Regions from separate parts of the Homo sapiens genome. Here region 1 is linked to region 2. A link is a loop called in an ENCODE intact Hi-C map of the cell type or tissue named here. Cell type or tissue: heart right ventricle. All regions are shown on one strand. Each heading gives the region's core, and the rest is flanking DNA. Links, peaks and the distances in the headings are about the cores only. Region 1 holds the start of LOC124901000 (a long non-coding RNA gene). Region 2 has its middle 63 kb from the start of CARTPT.

Region 1 (10,889 bases), core at 1,825-9,824, 190 kb after region 2:
GTCCCGAATGGGAAATGATCTCCTATTGTTAACAGGCAAAACAGAGGATGTGATTTAAGTTACATAGGGATAATTTTTTTTGAAGGTTGAGCTGAATTAATTATTAAAGACACGTTATGAGCAGGCAGGATAATATCAAGGAGGTCTAAATTATTTACACTTTATTGCTCTCAGTCTATGGGTGTCTGACATGTCTCATCTATTGGGGAATTCTGCAAAGTGTTCTTGGCTCAGAATATTTTCTGATAATGCATTCTTCTAAGATAATATTGCAGCATCTTACTCATTTAAAATCATCAGAAGTTCTTAAATTCCGTATCGCAAAGATTCTGCTTTTAGAAATAGCTTCTTTCAGGTTTCAGAATGTAGCTTCTACTTTATGAATTATGAGAGGGAAGAGATCTTTCCAAGGAACATGTCAGTTCTGAATGTACAATCAATGCTCTACTATTTCTGAAAACCTTAATGTAGATGTAAAAGCAAGATTAGGAAGGTCTTGCCTTCCAGATGCACCTTACTGCTTCCTCTACTTGTGTCATCCACTGGTGCCTTGGAATTCCAAAGGGCCCAAGTATGCCTATGTACCAGATTGTGTTCATTAAGTTCAGCAACCATTGTATCACGCCTACACATCCTCTGGGCAGGATGCATGGGAATGGGAGGGGACCAAGATGTTCCCATGGTAACAAGCTGTACAAATATGAAAATGGGGAGAGTATCTGTGAACAACTATGAAGAGAATTTGACAAGAGATGAGGGCTCACTGACTAATCTGGGGCTCTTTTTCATCTTTACTTATAAGCAGAGAGTTAGGAGAAGAAAAATCCTGTGCCAGGCTGGGCGTGGTGGCTCACACCTGTAATCCCAGCACTTTGGGAGGCTGAGGTGGGTGGATCACCTGAGGTCAGGAGTTCGAGACCAGCCTGACCAACATGGTGAAACCCTGTCTCTACTAAAAATACAAAAATTAGCCAGGCTTGGTGGCGCATGCCTGTAATCCCAGCTACTCGGGAGGCTGAGGCATGAGAATCGCTTGAATCCAGGAGGTGGAGGTTGCAGTGAGCTGAGACCATGCCATTGCACTCCAGCCTAGATAGCAAGAGCAAAACTCCATCTTGAAAAAAAAAAAAAAAGAGAAGAAGAAGAAGAAAGAAAAGAAAAGAAAAAGAAAAGTCCCATACTGAATTCATTGTAGTTGGCATCTATCAAGCATCTAGATTCACTGTTTGAGACCCATCCTAGCACTTCCATGCCTCCCCCAGGATTAATGACTATGGGGTCCCAGCAAAGGTCAAGTGTCTGGGATAGGTTCTAGGAGAATGCAGTACAGTACATCCAGTATTTTCTTTCTTTCTTTCCTTTTTTTTTTGAAACAGAGTCTTGCTCTGTCATCCAGGCTGGAGTGCAATGGTGTGATCTCGGCTCACTGCAACCTCCGCCTCCCGGGTTTAAGTGATTCTCCTGCCTTAGCCTCCCGAGTAGCTGGGACTACAGGTGCCCACCACCATGCCTGGCTAATTTTGGTATTTTTAGTAGAGGCTGGGTTTCACCATATTGGCCAGGCTGGTCTCGAACTCCTGACCTCATGATCCACCCGCCTCGGCCTCCCAAAGTGCTGAGATTACAGTCATGAGCCACCGCACCCGGCCACATCCACTATTTTCTATTTGAAAATGTTCCCAAGTCTGGAGAGTCCTGGCTTTAAAAATAGCTTAGTATACAGTAGTATAGTAAGGAAATTATAGTTAAAGATAATTTACTGTATATTTCAAAATAACTAGGAAAGAAGAATTATCATGTTTCCAACACAAAGAAAAGATACATGTTTGAGGTGATGGGCATCCAGTTATGCAGATTTGACCATGACACATTGTACACAGGGATCCAGATATCACATGCACCCCCAAAATATGTACAACTATTATATATCAATAAAAAAGTACAAGAAGAATAAACTGTGAAAAGATCAAGAGTCAAAAACAGAAAAGAAAAGAAAGAAATAGCCTAAAGCTAGAATGTGGGGTGGATGCAGGGATGAGGGTTATGCCAGGTTTCTCTTTGACCATTGTATGCTCATAAGGAGGTTTCTATGCTAAGAATCTCTATGTCAAGATGCTTAACTTGATTCATACCCTTTGGTTAAGGAAGAAACTAGGAATTTGAGGGACATGATTAAAAACTTCAATTAGGGACCATTTGTAGCACGTATTTATTTTCTTTTTGTAATTCTGCTATCATCTCTGGGCATCTTCTTCCAGATGTTTTGGCTGGTCACCTTGACTCTAATGGAGTCTTCAGATTATTAGAAGATGCAAGAGGAGAGCCCAAAAGTTCTTGTTCCTAACCCTTGGATATGCCTGATAAGGCCTTGTGAATCCAAATACCACATTCCTTCTTTCCAGCCATGAAGTACCTGAGAGTGGCTCTGCTTGGGCAGGTCTTGGCATTGGGCTGAAGGTGATGTCCTCTATTCCCTAGAATGGGGTAGGGACTGGGAGCCGTTACACATGACAGTGGACTGAGATGCTTTGTCTGAGTTAGTTCTTACATCTCAATTCCAATATGTGTGTCTGAGTTCATTTGGGCAGCTATAACAAAATGCCATAAACTTGTTAGCTTATAACAACAGAAATTTATTTCTCTCAGTTCTAGAGTCTGGGAAGTCCAAGATCAAGGGGCCAGCAGATTCAGCATCTGGTGAAGGCCTGCTTTCTGGTTCATAGATGGTGCCTTCTTGCTGTATTCTCACATGGGGGAAGGGGCAGGGCAGCTCTCTGGGGCCTCTTTTATAGGGGCACTAATCCCACTCATGAAGGCCTGTTGATCTAATCACCTCCCAATGGCCCCACCTCCTAATACCATCACCTTGGGGGTTGAGATTCCAACACATAAATTTTGGAGGGACACAAACATTCAGACCATAGCAGATTAATTTCCAGACTCTCAGAGAAATCCTTATCAAATAAATTAATTCAGAAGAAAATCCCCAAACTAATTAGTGTGGATCCTTTTTACCGTTCCTGTGAGTCAGAGCTGATGTGCTCACTGCCTGTGTCCCCTCCTGCCCTTGCCCCCCGCAGGGAGATAACTGAGCCATGCCTTTTGCCACCCACTCTCCCTGTCCTCTTTGCATCTTTGGCTGGCAACCCCAGAGCACTTTCCAGATCCTCTGCATCTCTCTTCACCAGATCTCTGGCCATTCCTAATTCTACATTCTGGACAGTTCCTGGCCTGTTGCTCTTGCTCTTTGCAGGAACTGTGGATGAAGCCTTGCCAGGACACAGGTCCTCAGTGCCTGTCACTGAGGTGGCCCTTCATTTAACTGAAGTCCCATTACATTAATAAGCCTCAGTTTCCCTCCCCTCAGTGACTTCAGGAAGCCTTTCTGTATCCTGGCTCTTGTTCTATGATGGTGTGTTCGATCTGTAGAGGTGGGTTTTTTTTCTTTTCACCAAATCTCAGCATTTTTCCTTTCCCTCATACTGGAGGGTTGCTTTCTGTTTCTTCCTTCCTTACCTTAGTCTCTATTACAGCAGCCCTGAAGTCTATCTGCAAGTGTGTGCATGGATCTGGGGAATGGGCAGGTAGGATTCTGGGCTCAACAGTCACATTTCTTGCTAAATTAGTGTGGTCCCAGGGGAAGGGGCTTCGGCAGATGAGGAGCCACAGAGGAGGGGGATGCAGAATTCCCCTTTCCTGGCTGATTTCTGTTTTGCCTAAAAACCATGTGGCTGTGACACCAGGGCACTGCTGTCTCCCCAGACAACAAATTTTAATAGCTCTCCTTTACTGCTGGCAATGATAATGGCTAACACAGGCTGGCTATTCACGACATGGTAAGCTTGGTACAGAATCTATCTTATTTAATCCTTGCTTTGAAGCAATTCTATTATTCTCCCCATTGTACAGATGAGGACACTGAGGACCAAGGAGTGGCAGAGCTTTGCTAGAAACTCAACTCTGACCTCAGAGCTGGAGTGCTTCCCCTAACCCCATGCTGAAAATAGTCACTGCTGTTCCGGGACTACCCTGCCAGCTTCTTAGTTGTCAGATTTCGGAAACTGTATCAACTCTCTCAAGTGGAGGGGACACTTTGAACAAATAAATATTGACAAGCACTGTCAAAATAGCTGGAGATTCTGACCCTGTCAGGCTAATCTCTGTTCTCCCTGTGAAAGCTCTGGCTTCCGTCACTCTGGGTCACATTCCGGCCTGCCTTCCTGTCAGAGTCCTACATTGCTCTCCTCTCCTCCACAATGTGCATATTGCAAGTTGGTCATCCTGTGTGTGTATTTACTTGCTGTGGCTTGTTTGGGTTCAGTTTTTTGAGTGTTCGTTTGCTTTTCCCAGACAGTATCAGATCCAGCCTTTCTGCCCCACCCCTTTTTGGAGGTACCGCTCTTTTCTACGCTATAAATGACTGACCAGTTGGGACTGAACTTGGCTGGGACAATCTCTGTTTTCACTCCCCTTCTATGTCCATCCTCTGTACTTTCAAAGTCTCCTGGGTACTCTCCTTCTTTCCTACAAGGTTGCAACTGTGTACCTTCTGTTGCCTCTCCTAGGCCTGTTGCATCCTGGAACACAGTACAGCCAATAAATGTTTGTTAAATGAATGGATGAATGAATGTAGTTCTCAATATGTATAATCATGGCACTCTGACAAAGCTGCTGTTATAATCCCTTTGTAAAGGAACCACATGCTTAATTTTAAGATAGAAGGATTGCAGCAACAACATTGCACGAGTTTTTCTCTTTTGACAGTTTCTGGTTCATCCGAGATCCCTGCACCTGCCAAACAGAAACTCACATTCACTCACACACCAGTTAGGTAAGAAGCAGCTGGCTAAGTATTGAGCTATTCTTGCCCAAGTCCACCATTTCCATGTAGGGGGTTGAAAGGAAGCTGATCATTTTCCTTCGGTTTTTTAAAGAATGTCCTTTGGGCTTTTTAGCATCCTTGTGACAGGCATCATGTTCATCTCAAGCTGTTTGGTGAGTACAGGGAGATGGGTCCCTGTGTCAGGTGCTATATTCTTGTTGAGATACAAAAGCTTCAGTTCTCAACTCTCCAGCCCTGCAGGGGAGAATGAGGTCTTATCAAGATTGCTTGGCAAAGTGTATTATTCATAAACCCACCTGGCTTATCACCAAAAAAATGTTGTGTTCACTGAGAGAGGCTCTTAAAGAATTCTCTGTTAATATTTGCTTTGTCATTTCAGAAAGCCTTTAGCTAGGCCTGATCAGACAGTTATTTCTGGCTGGGTACAAATTCTGTTTTCAGAATATTGCTTGGCTCTTTGTTCCTTTCCCCTCTGTGCTGCCCACCCCCTTGCCTGACTCATCTCTTCTAGAACCTTCTCTGTCCTTTCCCAAACCACTGGGAGTGATTTACTAAGTACATTTCCCAGCCAGCTCCCAGACACTGGCTAGAAAGACCAATTTACAGGAACAAAATGTCCCCACATTGTAACTGGGTCATGGTCCAAAATTTATTTGAAAATCAGACATTGGAATTAACAATGTTTTTTTTTTTTTTTCTCAGAGAAATAACAGTGGAGAGAAGGTCTCACGATATCCCCAGAAGCCACTTTATCTATAATGAAGCTGAATTGTAACACAAATGAGGGATCTAGGAATAGAATATGTGTCGGTGCAGAAGAGGGGACTAGTGGGGGACAGTAGGGGAGGACAGGAGGAGAAATTGGAGGGGGAAGATTTTTCTCCCTCTCTTTATTAATACAGTTCTAGTCCTGGGCCACAGTTCATAATAATCAGGTCATGTGCACACAGCCTCTTGTGGCCTTAGAGTCAGAAGTGATTGGAGTTCAGGGTCTGACTCAGGTTAAACAGACTCATACCAGCTAGATGTGCCAACCAGAATGGCAGTTAAAAAAATTGCTGGCTATCAAGCATGTTGCTACCAGTGCATTTCCTCCCTGGAAGCAAATCTGCAAGGGAAGCTGGAGTGCAATCAGAAAACTGTGTTGAGCCTCACTTAGATCAGGGATCAACTGTCACAGGACTAGACAGGACAACTTTAGACCCTACTAGTCTCTCTTCTGGCATTCTGCATAATCAAGGCTTGGGAGTTGCTTCTTTCACATTCTCTTTTCTGGGCTTTCTGGCTTTTCTTATTTATTATTATTATTTTTTGCCAGATACATTGTTGCTTTAATTATGATGATGTCTTCAATCAGATCAGAGCCAAAATTGGTAGCCTGGGAGCCATTCTGGTTTTTTTTTATTTGTTTGTTTGTTGGCTTGTTTTAGGTTGATGTAGTATTGCTCTTATCCAACATGTGCGGATTTTGTAGTATAACTAGTGGGAAACAATTTACTTTCTATGTTCTCAGGGATCACTTTAATTCAATGTCTCCAAACCTCCAAACATGTTCCAACTATACCTTCAGCTATAGATAGCATCACTATTTTGTGTGGAGGAGGCAGAAGTGGTAGAAGAAAGAGTGGAATCAGTCCATCTTATTCCACAAATCTTCAAAATTTAAAAATATTTGCTGCCTCAAATTTTTTTCAGAAGCAGCAGGAATATAAAGTAGAACAAAATACATGAAAAAACATAAAGAGTTACTTATTATCTTTTACCCTTAACTGAAATACTCTTTCTTCTAGAGAAAATGATGTCAGCTAGATGTTAGAAAGAAAGATGAACACACTAATTTATACTCATGTGCAAATGACTAGGTAACACTTCTAGTCACATTTTGAGAGTTTTCTTCTTTTGAGAGAGGGCATATAGTGATACATATGTATCTTTAGTAGAATTTCAGGCAGTGTAAGTAGCTATTTCACAGAGTAGGAAAACTTAAAGAGTATTGTGGGAAAGGTTTCAGGTTCAGGTTGGTCTTTTGCTCTGGAGTTCAGCTTCTCTCTGTTACTTATATCTTCTTTTCTTTCTGGACATCAATCTAAAAGATTTGCAAGCCTCCAAGGTTTATCACAAAAATTTTCATTCCAGTACTATCAGGACCTGTAGTTGTGGGAGTAAGAGGGAGACCAGGCTGCTAAGGGGAGAGTGAGGGCAATTTTTGGCACATTTGCACACTAGAAGTCTCCTCTACTAGCTTAACCTAACCTTTGATCCATTTCTGTTGTTCACATTTCTCACCTCTTTCCAAATGCCCAATTTTTTTTTTTTTTTTTTTTTTGTGACCATGAGCTCCCTGGCCACTTTGCTATTGGTTGACTATGACAGGTGTGCTCTCTCATCTCAGGGCCTGCCTTAGAATGCTCTTCTCCCAGATTGTCACAGCGACCCTCTGTCAACGTACTCAAATCTCTGTCCAGTGCTACCTCTTCAGAGAGCTTTCTCTGACCTACCAAAAACAGCATCTTCCTCCATTTACTATCCCCTCACCCTGCTTTATTTTTCTTCATTGCACTTATCACTACCTGGCGTATTATGTCTCTGTTGTTTAACTTTCAATCTGTCTGTTAATATCGGAATGCTAGCTGCACTTGGGAGGGATTTTTGTCTGGCTGGTCCAAAGTTAGATTCCTAGTACGAGGCCTGTGCTGGGCACAAAGTGGGCCCTCAACAAATATTTGTTAGATGAATGAATCTCCATCTTATAAATGAGAGTTTGAAGCTTAGAAAGATTAAATGACTTAGTCAAGGCCATAAGTGCCAGAGATGGGATTACAACCCAAGTCACGTGATGCCAAAGCCTATATTCTTAGCCATTGCATGTGTGTGTGTGTGTGTGTGTGTGTTTGTGTGTGTGTATCTCCCAATCTTCTCCATTAAACTCTCAGATTCTCCATCATAAGGACTATTTGTATTATATCTTGTAACCTAAATGCCTAAAATGCTCAATATGTGAAGGGGAGACTATAAATGTCAAAGGAAAAATATATCTTTGGCTAATGGATGAGTGCTTGAACAAAGAGAAGCATGTTTCCGATGAGGACACAGTACAGACAAAGACCTAAGAAACACACTGGGAATTGCAGAGTTCAAATGTCTTCCTAAATGGCTAACTTATCACCAGGGGCAGCCTAGGCAGTGCGAAAAATAAAGTCTACTGAGTAAGTATAATCATTGCACATCCCCTTTTAGCAGCTGGAGTCATTGTCCCACACCTTGCCTCACAGTGCACATACAAGTTTAAATGCCTGAGATTGCTAATTTTCCAAAGACTTCATTATCGTGAGATGAGGCCATGGCAAAAATGTGCTGGTCTTTAAAACAAGGACAGATGACAAATTGATAGCACTATAAAAGGGCCACAGGACTTAGCGCTGGCTCTGAACGTCTACCAGACAGCAGACACAATATATGTTCACTGAGAGTGTTGGATCTCAAAGATACCAATGAATTTAGAGGTGTCTGAGCAACAAAAAGATTTATTTTGTTTCTTAAATTCAGAACTCTGGACTCTCAAGGGAAGACAGTGGTTTGGCAGAAAGCAGTGGTAGAATAACCAATTATTCTATAATATTTTTCAGAGCCAACTTCCTTCTAACATTTTGTTTCCATTGCCACGGTAATCCTGCTTTCCTCAGCATAAGGAAGCAGGGAAGAGGTGAAATAAGAGCCCTCCCTTGGAATTGGATCATGTGAGCCAAAATAGTCAGATCCTTCCAGTGGGCCAGCTGGAGAAGGGTCCACAATTGTCTCCTAGAATCAGGGCTGTATACAATGACATGCACATCTTTATCCATCATGGAAATTGGTCGCTTACAATGCATCCTTTTTGTAGGCTAAAATAACTGGCATCCTTCTCTCCCGACCCATTTACATCCCCTTTTCCCTCATCACTCATCATCCTCTGCCCTTCCCCCAAACACATTGTTGTTGATTTTTATTAGCTCTGAATCAAAGAAAATGTGCTGGAGAATATTGCACCAGGGAAGCAACATTTCAATGCTTAATTACTTGAGGTGCTTCCTAAATTAAACTAGCCGGTTTCCTACCCTCTTTAATATTTTTTCTTTCTGTGTAAAGATGAAGTAAATCTCCTGTCAAAGGATTGGAGAGAAGGAACCAACCGTCTTTCACTCACCCACTTAGAACCTTCTGGAAGCCCTGACTGCCTTGCTGTAAGGTCGGCTGAATGGAAAGAGACAAAGGCTGTTGGCCCTGATAACAGAGGACATGGAGAACACTGACGGGCCAGCACAGAGAGGTGTGTGGAGAAATGGATGCCCTGTAGGGTATGCATACTACGTCTTGGCTCCTTTGAGAGATTGAGTGTTTAGATCTGGAAGAGTGTCTCTCTGGATTAATAATAAATAGATTTGTAGCTTGGACTGATGTAAATAACAAGGTTAACAGAAGGTATTGAGAAAGGACATCTCTCACCAGATCAGCAAAACAATAGACACATGTCCTTGCCCCTGGTAGGGAAATGGGAGTAAAATGTACCCTCATTCGTAACTGGTAGAAATATGAATTGTTACAGCTTTTTTGGAAGGCCATCTGGCCACAGCTATTACACTGAGCCACCTGCTCAGAGAGGCCTTCCCTGACCATCCTATCTAAGGCTCTAAGGCAGCATATTCTGAGAGTCTCTATCATATGTCCTATTTCACTTTTCTTTGTAAAATTTCCCATTATCTGAACTTTTATATATATATAATATATTCTGTGTATCACTTTATTAACATATAATTAGCATACATAAATTGCACATATTTGAAGGGTACAATTGAATATATGTGCACAGTGATGAAACCACCACCACAATCAGGATAATAAAGAAGTCCTTCACCCCGAAAAGTTCTCTCCTGCCCCTGGATAATCCATCCCACTAATTCCCTATAGGCAACCACAGAACTGCTTTCTGTCTCTGTTGATTAGTTTGCATTTTCTAGAATTTTATATAAATGGAATTATACAATATGTTCTTTTTTTAATCTGGCTTCCTTTACTCAGCATGATTGTCTTGAGATTTATTCAAAATACAAGATTTGTTCAAAATATGCTGAGTATAATGTGTTATCAATGCTCCATTGCATTTTGTTGCTGAGTAGCATCTCAATGTATGGATGTAATTTGTTTATCCATTTGCCTGTTGGTGGAGGAGGCGCGGGGGCATTTGGATTGTTTCCAGTTGTTACTGCTTATTCCAAAGAAAGCTGCTTTGAATGTTTGTTTCCAAGTGTTTGTATGGATTCATGCCTTCATTTCTCTGTGGCATATATCTAAGAGTAAATGGCTGCATCATATGGTAGGTTTAATGTGATGCTTAACATTTTAACAGACTATCAAACTGTTTTCCCAAAGAGACATATGATTTTACATTTCCACCAAGGGTGTATGAAAGGTCTCATTACCCCACATCAAAAGAATGTATAAAACAAATATGTACAGTTTAATTTAAAAATTAATTTGGGATGTACCCACCACTCAAACATGAGAAAGAGAACACTTCCTGGAACTTAGGGGCTCCTAGACTCCCTCTCTCTATCATGCCCTTCCCTTCCCACCAGAGATAACCAGTGTCCTGAATTTTGTGTTAGTTGTTCCCTTGATTTTCTTTATCACTTTACTACCTATTAATATATAGCCCCTACACATTAACTTGTTCAATTTTTCCAGTTTTTCATTTTTTGAAATGAAATCCACATGACTTATCTCCTTCACTTAGTATATTTTTGAGATACAACCACATGAATATGCACAGATATCGCTCACTTAATTTAACAGCCATTTATTATTCCATTGTATGAACAAACCTCAATTTTTATATCTGTTGTACTGTTGATGAGCATTTGAGCTGTGTACATTTGCACAAGTAAATGTGTATATATTCAAGAATGTTTGAACATATGTATGTATATACATATATATACATATATTATATATAATATATGTACGTATATATACAGTTGACCCTTGAACAACATGGGTTTGAACTGTGTGG
Region 2 (10,889 bases), core at 1,989-9,988:
GATCATTCTGCCCTTGGTTTGTTTAGATCTGGCCCCAGACTTGCAAATTATACTTGGCATAGCAAAGATTCTGCAGTGAATCAGATCAGCCTCTTTTGCTTTTTAGTGGAAAAAGGAAAGAATAATATGAAAAACACTTATGTAACCACCACCATACAAAATTATAAAAGTGTTTAATATTTGGACATAATTGCTATATTCCCTCTTCCTCTTCTTCTTCCTCTACTTGTTTTTTTTTCTTAAAAAAGGAAAATATTACATGAAAGTGAAGGCCTATATATTTTCCACTTTCCCCAGCGGCAACACTATCAAGAATTTGAGCATCCATACATTTATACTTTTATGAATCTGTGAACAATATGCAATGCTGCTGTGTGGTTTTGAAGTTTACTTGAATTACATACGCTTCACTCAATACTCTGTAACTGGCTCTTTTCTCTAAACATATTTTCAAGCTCTACCCACGTAGATCCAAGTGGCTAATTAATTTTAACTGCTATTTAGTATTCCATTGTGCAATAACACCACACGCAATTTATCTACTCTGATTGATGGATTTTAAGGCTTTCCAAATTTTTCACTATTACAAGCTATTACTGCATTGCTCTTAATATTTAACCATTTAATATGATAATTGCTGATGATTTTTGGTAAAGACCCTTTATCAGATTAAGAAAGTTCCCTTATGGGGAAAGGAGAGAGGGAGGGTGACCAGGGCTGAAAAACTGCCTATTGGGTCTTTGCTGAGTACCTGGATGATGGAATCATTCGTACCCCAACCCCAGGGTCACAACATACCCATGTAACAAATCTGCACATGTACCCCCTGAATCCAAAATAAAAGTTGAAATTATAAAATAAAAAAAGGAAATTTCGCCTCTATTGCTTGTTGGCTAAGTGTTTCAAACTCTTCTTACAGTCAGTTTTATCTTCCTACTTGGGGGTTTTCCTCCCAGATGCAAAAAGCTTATCACAGATGTTCCTTCAGATTAGATATAATAGTCTGTCTGAAATAGAGATTTCATAAATTCATTTCATTATGCTTTCCTTGATGTTTCAGTTCTCCTGGTTGATTGGTGCCCTGGAAAGCTGCCCAAATAACCCATCCCTGCATCTGCCTCTATCAATTTGGGAAGTCAACCATTAGAGTATTCTTTTAATATCCAGTTTAAAAACTAACTTATAAGTTAAACAAAGACTTCTATTTATTTTATAAGAATTCTTAAATCTTTGGGGTAGGAATATTCTACCTAAAAACAATGCTTAGCTTAAACAAAAACGGAACCTCTCATAGAAAAAAAAATTGTCATCACAGACTGAGATATTTTTGCCCCCTAAAGCAAAAATGCTACTTACTTTGGACTTAGTATACTATTTTTAAAATTAAGTATAAAAACACATATCAGACCTGAATTTTAAAAAGTAGTCTTACTGTAAATACAAGAAAAACTAGATATTTAATAAGGTAAAATGACAGAATGAAATTATATATTTACCATATCTTCAGTACATTTTGTGCTGCACAATGCACTTGCAATTATATAAAGCATTCTGTGTGTGCTATGTATTATAATTGTTGTTAATTTGAGATAACTGAAAATAGGAATTGCATAGACAGTAAATATTTTACGTTTTCTCTTTGACTGAAAGTAGGTGACACTTCCTGTGGCTGCCATTTCAACAGTCCCCACTGTATGGCAGAAGCAGCCTGCTCAATCCGCTAGTATCCACAGCAATCAATATGGCATTCTTTCCTTTTCTAGGAGCCAGAAAGCCTGTGATTATGTGCATTATGTGATGGAAGAAAGGATGGTATTTAGAGTAAGTCCCTCAAGATACAGCATTGTATAGTCACAGTGATATTGACGCATGTATCATAATGCATATATCCTTCTATTTTCCTTTTTACCCCCAAATAAGTACATTCTTCTATCTCTACAGACAACTGTGTTGCACAAGTAACCTTCTTATATCAAATCCACTAGAACATGAGCCAAGATATTGTCAGATATTAAATAATAGGAGAAACATCATCATTCAGAGATGCTGCTAACTACCACTTAGGTAAACAGAAATGTCAGTTTGTGAATGCTTTTCGTATTCACTGCAACATTACTTTCTAAGGCGTGCGACACTGAAGGAATGTACTCACACTTATGTAAAGCTATGAAGCTGCCATATTGTGCACGCTATTCTCATGTATGCCTGCTGATGTTCAGAGATGGCTAAGATGCAGAATATTTCCAACTTGTATTGGCAACTCAACCCATAGTTGAAATGGCTTGGGCTTTCCTAAGATAAACAACTGTGGAATCGGGCCTGGCATTAGGGTCTTTATTTAAGAAGACACCCAGATCTGCTTTAGGAGCCCTCTGCTTCACATTTTCCTTCCAATGGTGAGCCATGATCTTTGAAATCCCAAATATTAGCAATGACTTAAGATCTTTCTGGAGAGAAGAGTGCTTTAACTGGGTTAAGTTTAGTTATCAACTTAATGCTTTTCAACTAGAAAAAGTTGCGTTTTTCCAGTCATAGGGACACAGTAGAGTGTGCTAGGTGTGTGGCAAAGCACAGGATAATGTATGTGACATATTTTCTTGGTGGGTCATATTTGGTCATTGAGTAATGTAACACATTGCTGTTAAGTTCTTACAAATAGACCTGGAATAGAATGCAACATTCACATGAATTTTATGACAAAATGTGAATCTTCAATTAAGTTTCCTGCTTGCAACAGACTGCTTCTTACCTTACAACTTCCAGATGCTCTGGGGCCACAATTTTCTCTCTTCTACCTTAGTAGACTTCTAGGAAATTTGGGAAGTGCCAAGTTAGCTTGGATTTATTTTACATTAGCAACTACCTGTAATCTACAGTACAGATAACAGTGGCAATGAAACAAGGAGGAATAAGTTTCAAATGGCAGGTTGGTATTTAGGAGGACAGGGCCTTGCATGGCCCTAACAGGGCACCATATTGAGAGTCTTGGGCCAGAAGAGAGACAGCATAAGGGACTGGCTGCCTAAAGAGGTCAGTTGCACCACGTATTTCCCAATTTGCTCATGAAATGCTTGGGACTCTCTTTGGTCTCTGAACCTCTAACTCTGGTATTTTTCTGCTTGCTTTGGTTACCTCCCTAATTAAGTGACTCTCTAACTGCAAAGGAGCCCATACCATGTTAAATGTGAATACTTAGCATTTGTATTCCTCCAGTCTAGGTCCTACTTATTTAGGATGGTCCTGCTCAAGTCTCAAGGCCTAGATTCGGAGAGAGTTAGAGATACTCTGGCACACGCACTTTTTTTTTTTTTTTTTTTAAGACACATTCTCACTTTGTCACCCAGGCTGGAGTGCAGTTGTGCAATCTCATTTCACTGCAGCCTCAACCTCCTGGGCTAAAGTGATTCTCCCACCTCAGCCCCCCAAGTAGCTGGGACTACAGGCACTTACCACTATGCCCAGCTATTTTTTTTTTTTTTTTGTATTTTTTGTAGAGATGAGGTTTTGCCATGTTGCCCGGGCTGGTCTCAAACTGAGCTCAAGTGATCCACCAGCCTCGGCCTCCCAATGTGCTGAGATTACAGGCATGAGCCACCACGCCCTGCCTGGCACACACTCTAAAGCCTTCAGGGGCTTCCTAACTGAGCTCCTTCCCATGGCCTGCCAGGCCCTCCATGCTCTGGCTCCTGGGTGCTCCTCATTTCCTGCCACTCCCCAACACTCCTGGTGACCCAGCCACACTGGTCTCCTTGCTGCTCATCGGACACATTGCGTCGTTCCTATCTCAGGGCCTTTTCCTCCCTGCTGCTTCTTCCAGGAATGCTCTTCCCACAGCTTTGAGTTTGGGTTGCTCCCTCACTTCATCCACACCCCTACTCTAATGTTATTTCATCAAAGAGATCTCCCTAGCCTCCCTTTCTGGCACCCCACTGCAACTCACTATCCTTTTACCCTGACTTACTTTTATTTGTAGCCTGTATCACTACCTACCATGTAACTTATCTATTTATCTGTTTATCATCTGCCTTCCCCTTCTTCCCCACCACACTATAAAATCCATTAGGACAAAATCATTGTCTTGTTCAACACTGTATCACCAGGACCACAGAGTGCCTGAATTATGGTCAGTGCTCAAAAGGGATTTGTTATCAACTGCGCTCTGTCATTTTACACATCAGATACTGAGGTCAGGCAAGGTATAAAGAGAGCAGGGGCAGGAGCAGTGGCTTCCCCTCTGACTGCTCCCACCATGCCAACCATTTCTATTTCTGAGCATGAGTAGAACTCACTACCCATACCCGGCCGCCCCATACCTGACTGTGTACTGCCTTGTCCTGGTCTCGAATCACTACAAATCACGCTTGGCAAGTTTGTATCGAAAGCAATGTTTGCTTTAGTGGGATCTGGCAAACCCAGGGTCCCCAAAGACCACTAAGCAGTCACCAGCACTGAGTTTTAGAAATGGCTGGCTTGTTTTATTACCAGTTAATAGCATTTGTATTTGTGCTTTTGCAAATAACCATGAGAAATCAGTCATCAGGCATGAATGATATGAGAAAATTAAGGACAAGGTCCTAAAAAATGGGCTGGGGATGAGGACTACGGTTCAGTAACTGGATCAAGCGTGTGAAGACTCAGGGGAAAGAATTTACATGGGGTATATGCTGTTCAAGAAGGACTAAAATTCGGGGCCAGATGCTACTGCATCTCCTCCTCCCCCACCACACACACACATTCGAAGGGCTATGGAGGGCACCTTTTTTCTTTAGGGAAAATTATCCCATTTCATTCATCCTACAAACATGAGGAGTGGCTGTGTTTTCAGAAGTGCCAATGAAAATCCCAAGTCCTGGGTCTCTGAGAGATACTTTCTTATGTGGTTAAGAAGAATCAGGATGCATAAACTTGAATCCTTTCTCTACCATTTATTTGCTCTAAGATCTTGGGCAAGTTATGTAAAGTTCTCTCTGTTTTCTATCTGTTAAATGGAAATAAAAATGATACCAGTTGTATGGGTTGTTGTTGAGATTAAATAAAGAACTGCTGGTAAAGTGCTTTTTACATTATCTGCCAAGCAGAAAGGGCTCAATGCATTTTAAATAAGTAAATATATATCCCTGAGTAAAGCAGGGAGGAACCAGCCCAGCCAATGGCTTCCCTGTTTTCAAAACCACCCTGCTTGTCCTTCCAGAGGAATAAGACCAAATTCCTGGGGATTTTGGTTCACTCCTTGGTCAGCAACCCTGCAGATTTATTTTTTCTAGTCATTTCAGGCTCTGTGTCTAATGATGCCAAGTTACCTGGCTTTATGGTGAGTATGAAGCTGAACGCTAACTGCGGAAACTCCCCGGGCCAGGCAAAGCCTTGGAAAGTGAAAGTGGCTGTGAAGGCAAAGGTGCCACCTGGTCTTTCCCTAGGGAGAGCAAGACCCCAAACTGATCCTTATCATGAGATTCTGGGTACTGAGGTGAACTTGGGCTTGCAGCTTTGCAGTGAGTTTGGAGCCCACCTCTTTGAAGGCAGATTTCATGCATGCTTTCTTTGTGTAAAGTATTTTGAGAAAGTAGATGTATTTGAAGATGTTAATTTGGGCAGAGGACTATCCTCAGGTAATGCTGGGTGCACTTGTGGGAGTGGGGCCAAGCACCAGCTACTGCAGATAAATGTGCTGGCTCTGATCTCTGGTACCTCTGTTGAGTGACAAGCTCTTACAGAAACAAAGGAAGTGGCGGTATAGCAGGGACAGTCCCTTGTGGGGACTGTAAATGGCTGAGACTGCTACCATCTGCTCTTCTCGATTCAAATATTTAACAGGAGGTTGAAAACACAGAAGTTCCCATGAAATTACCAGTTTTTTTCCCCCGAACTTAATTTCTGTCAAGGAGAGGGAGGGGTCCCTTGTGTTAAACGTCTGCTTTTCAGTTTTCGAGACTGCCAGGAGATGGCGCCAGGGCTTGGTTCTTAATGGGTTCCTTGGCGCACCAAAGAAAAGACATGCTCGGCGTGGGGATGGAGGCCTCCGTCTCGGCGTTTCCATGTAACTCGTTTCTCAGGATATCTGAACAGAAACCCTGGCCTTGACATTCCTTGGGTTAAATGGGCTTCTTTTTTCATCTGGCCGGGAATTGAGTTTCTGGTCATGGCGCGCTACATTTTCAGTCATCGATTCTCCTCAGAGGGTCGCACGACTGATGTTGTCTCTGGACATATGCTAATAAGAAACCAGAGAGAGCTTGGAGAGGGATTTTGAATGCATTAGAACTTTCCAGCGTGTTGCATAAAAAATAGAAAGTAGAGGTCATGTTATTTGGGAAATAGTAGACGTGTTGTATCATACCGTTTTTTTTTTTCTTCTTTTCAGACCCTTTTCACTGATCTGTTGCTCTTAGCCCAGAAAACGGTATAGCTGATGCCAGAAATTACAGCACGTTCTGCTAGGAAGTGTTTACACTTCAGGGCTGAACTCCTAGCACGATTAATAAACATCACCACCACAACATAAGAACGACTGAGCATGTGGTACCTATCCGCTCATTTAACCCTTACAGTAATCTGGGATATGTCCTTTATGATGTACTTTTTTCAGGCTAGAAAACTGAAGCTTAGGTTCAATAATTTGCCTAAAGTCATTCAACGTGTGATCAGAAGAGTAGAGATTGAAACTCAGACCATCTGACTCCAGGCCCACAAGGTTGTCCCCGGCACCCTACTAGAACAGCAATTTTGGGGGTAACGGGGCACCCCGGAGGCAGTGCTCAGTGGTTCCAGGTAGCTTGGTGTGCAGAGAGGCACCCAGGTATAGAGATGTGGTAGTCGTTTAGTGTTCACTGTGTCATGTGAGCGCTGTGTCATGTCCTGTGGCTTCTCTCAACACCGTGTGCAGAATCCAAACTTCCCCAGGCCTGCAAGCTCTGAGCTCTGTTCCCCTCTCCTATCCTGCTTGGTCACCCTCCAGGCATCTTTCTCCTTCCAGAACTTGCCAAGCCCATTTCTGCCTCAGGCTCTTTGCACCTGAGCTCTCTTCCCTTAACTCCTCACTGGCTGGCTCTTTTTCCTCAGGGCTCAGCGCAGACAGCCCTTTCTCACCCCATGATGTAAGGAGGCTCCCTCTGCCTCAAGGCCTCCTGACTCCTCACTCTGTTTTATTCCTTTATCGCACTTGTAATGATCTCTAAGTATCTTGTTTGCCTGGGTATCGTCTGTTTTTCTCTCATTGGAATGTAAACTCCATGAGGAGGGGATTGGACAGTCTGGTTCATTGCTGTATTCCTGGAACCTAGAACATGCCAGAAACAAAGGAGGTGCTTAATAAACATTTATTGAATAAATATGATGGGGGAATGTGATAAAAGCAGCAGGAGTTGTGGTCCCACCTGTCAGGAGGCTCACAGGACAACGAGAGAGCCCAGGTTGGCATGAAACAACTGAAGATCAATCATGGCAAGGGTGGTAGTGGCCCAGAATAGTGGTCACAAAAACAGATTCTGGGGCTTACCCACCTTGGGAGGCTGAGGCAGAAAGACGGTTTAAGCCCAGGAGTTTGAGAACAACCTGGGCAACAAAGTGAGACCCTGTCTCTACAAAAAAATAAAAAAAATTATCCTGGTATGGTGGTGTGACCCTGTAGTCCTAGCTACCTGGGAGGCTGAGGTGGGAGGATTGATTGAGCCCAGGAGGTCGAGGTTGCTGTGAGTTGTGATTGTACCACTGTACTCAAGCCTAGGTAACAGAGTAAGATCTTGTCTCTAAAATAAAATAAAATAAAAATAGATAAATCCTGACTCCAGTACTCACTGGCTGTGTGATCTTGGCCAAGTTATTTAGCTCTTTCATGCCTCAATTTTCTCATCAGTAAGTTGAAGATAATAATATTAGTAATATTAATACCCACTCATGGAATTGTTTAAGGATTAAATGAGATATATATGAGTGCTTGGAATGGTGACTGGCACATAGTGCTCTATAAATATTTTTTAAGTAAATAAAGGTATAATTAAGCAGAAACCTATGGCTTTAGAAATTCAGAAAAATGAAAATGCCAGTGTTGGGGAAAGCCCTGTTTCTTGGAGGTGGTTGGATTTGGATTGAGGAAGACAGGGAGTCTGAGGGGATATTTGCACTTGCTCTGGTGCCTCATTTCTATGTAAATATCTATTCAAGAAATATTTGTTTATTGATTTATTTTTGTTCAATAAATATTTATTGAGCATTTATTATGTGTCAGTGCCTAGGATGCAGCAATAAAATTGTAAACAGTACAAAATGAATTTCATTGATTTAAAAAAATTTTTTTTCTTTTTTTTGAGGAAGATGCTCTTTTTTCTCATTTCTTGAATTGGATTCTTGACTTGTATACTTTCAGGAAATATTTATTAAGCATGAGCAAAAAATGGTTAGTAAATCATCCCTCCCAGCCCCACCCCCAAAGTATGCTAAGAATTTATTATATATAATGGGAGTTTTTTAAAAAAACGTTAGTATTGTTTGGACTTAACATACAGAATGATGCTCTAGAAAACCATAGCCTCTCTTCTTCCTCCAGCTACAGTCTTTCCTGTCCCAGTTAGGGTACAGGTTCTGAAATGAACCTCGACTGGCTCTAGGTGACTCTGCTGGAGAGAAGTTCAAATTCCTCACTCTCTCCTCTTAGTTCGATTCAACCAACATGCACTGAGAGCTAACTTTATGCAAGGCAGACATGCGAGTGTAGAGAGGGTAATAAAAATGACATCCTTGATAACACAAGCATCTAGAAGAAGTTTAGAATGAATAGTGGCCCCAGGCCTGCAGTGCAGAGAGGAACCATGATGGGAGCCGGAGGGGAACGGACAGAAGGCCCAGGCCCAAGACGGGACTTCATGTCGCAGAGTGAAACTGGCTCCCAGTCCCCAGGTGGAGGTGGCTCTGAAAGATGACAGTGCCTAAAAAATAGCAACAACATTGAAAACACAATGAAATGCTCATTTTTATATTAAGGGAGGGTGAGTTTTAGAGAAGGGCTCTGTGCATTTTCAACAAGGTGGGAGATAAATGGAAAGAAGCCTTCTCTTGGCTGTAAAGACAACATCAAAGCTTCTCTATTGATCCAAGGGAAATAATTACAGCGATATCCTGAGAGAGTCAATGGACTCCCAACATAGAATTCCACGTCTGATTTATGCAATCTCACCCATTCCCAACACATGGCCTCGGGACACAGTGGCAAATAATAACATTTAATTAAAACACATAAAACAGAAGCATCAATGACAGCCAAGTCAAAATCAATATAATGCTAATTTCTAAAGATGGTGCTTGCATGAGGTCCAGGGGGTCAGCAGCAAGGGATTTCACGACAAAGAGCCTTTGTGAAAGGGAGCAGACTTCCATTTCCTGTGGCTGGAGTTACAGACCGCAGAGATCCTATAGCTCAAATCCCTCACTGCACAGAAGATAAACCGAGGTCTGGAGAACTGAGAATTTCATAATAGAGTCAGTGGTAGCATAATAATCTGACTTTTAGGCTTGTGTTCTTTGTTCCTGTGTCATTCTCCCTTTAAGTCTCAGAGTTCTTGGTAGGAATGCCCTCTCACTTCAGATGGAGTGCCGAAGTCAATGGAAGAAGCCACCCATCAGTGGCACAGGTGTCTCTAAACCTGACAACACATGACATCTTCCATGGCTGACTGCATCTCAACAAAGGTTTTTAATCGGCAGCCTGCAGTGTGACGTTTCTAAGTCAAATTGCTTCTTTGTGCCTGCAGGTCCCCTTCCTGTCACTTGGATTTGGTCAGAGAGCTCACAACCTCAGCTGCACCATCTGCTTTTTCAGAGGACAAGGAGACCCTCATGGCCCAGAAGAAATGGCAAATGAAACAAATTCTCCTTGAATTCGTGTAGAACATAATTCTGCAACAGATAGAATTTCCTTTTCATCCAAATAGATCACTTGGGTGATAAATGTTAGAAACTGAGTAGGTTGCATGGGGTTAAGATTACATTGTGTTTTCATCAGTTCCCAGCTCTTGGTCTGAAATTTGGGCACAGAGTTCTGGAAACTCTGACTTTTCAAGAAGTTGCTTGGCATTGTTCTCTTTGACTAAAATGGAAAATGGGAGATGCTTCAAGTCTTAATTGCATTTGCAGTCTTTGGTAGATCTTATCAAATTGCAATTGTGAATAATCTTTGGGGTTGCAGAAGTGTGAGACTGAGGTGGTCGTGGGAGTATAGACTCCAAGATGGCTGATTTCTACTCGGTAGCAGACTCTGTCTGAAAATGCTAACTTTACCCTTGCTCACAGACTGGAGAACAGGCAACATGGCCTGTGCCCTTCTGGTTATTTGGTTCTCTGTGTGAAGGTGTTGGGTAGAGGGTGTCACTGGGCTGGCGGTCTTACAGCATAAGCAAACAGATATCTCCTTTTAAGAGCTATTGGATTGGTGACCATAGAAAACTGGAAGTGCTTGGCAAATCTTGTCTAAATCAGGGGTTCTCCCAAACTTTCTAAATAAAGGGCTTAGGGGTGCCAATCTGGTTCAAAGGGGGTCAGCTAGGGACTTGTTCTGCAACAGAGTTTGCATAATAATTTAAACTACCATTGATTGAAAATTTATTTTGCAGTGAGAATGCTTCATTTAATCTTCAAAACAACCCTATGATGGATGTTTTATTATTAACCTTACTGTACTGATTTCCAGTTGAGGCATTGTGAGTAACTTGCTCAAAGTCATACACGGGTGGTGAAGAAAGGACTTAAGCCAATGTAGTTTTACTCCAAAATCTATACACTTGTCCATTATACAACCCTGCCTTTTAGTTGTGAGCATGATGTCTATTACTTAGATGTGATGCTTATTTGGGGTGGCTGATGGAGATGATGGGGGTGGTAAACTTCCTCCACCCAAGCCA

What was found. A loop is a pair of places that touch in the nucleus more often than their neighbours do. Peaks named below come from ENCODE experiments on the same cell type or tissue, not always from the same donor. Only the 100,000 strongest peaks of a DNase experiment are listed, where the experiment ranks them.
Region 1: it touches region 2 in a loop (2.9-fold over the local background); 4 of 110 quality-filtered maps call a loop at or near these places.

The regions. Positions count from the first base shown.
Region 1 is chr5:71,968,988-71,979,876 of GRCh38, forward strand. LOC124901000 (a long non-coding RNA gene) reads left to right here and starts at 9,021. Exons shown (of 2, transcript XR_007058811.1): 1 at 9,021-9,149. In heart right ventricle, for the core only: no CTCF peak of the experiment used is centred there; DNase peaks (open chromatin) are centred at 4,170 and 5,365; H3K27ac peaks cover 2,616 bases.
Region 2 is chr5:71,777,161-71,788,049 of GRCh38, forward strand. No RefSeq gene overlaps it. Among named protein-coding and RNA genes, the nearest start is that of CARTPT, 63 kb to the left of the region's middle. RefSeq lists an enhancer at 1,582-1,876. In heart right ventricle, for the core only: CTCF peaks have their summits at 5,939 (motif pointing right) and 6,143; DNase peaks (open chromatin) are centred at 5,650 and 5,971; H3K4me3 peaks cover 832 bases; H3K27ac peaks cover 615 bases.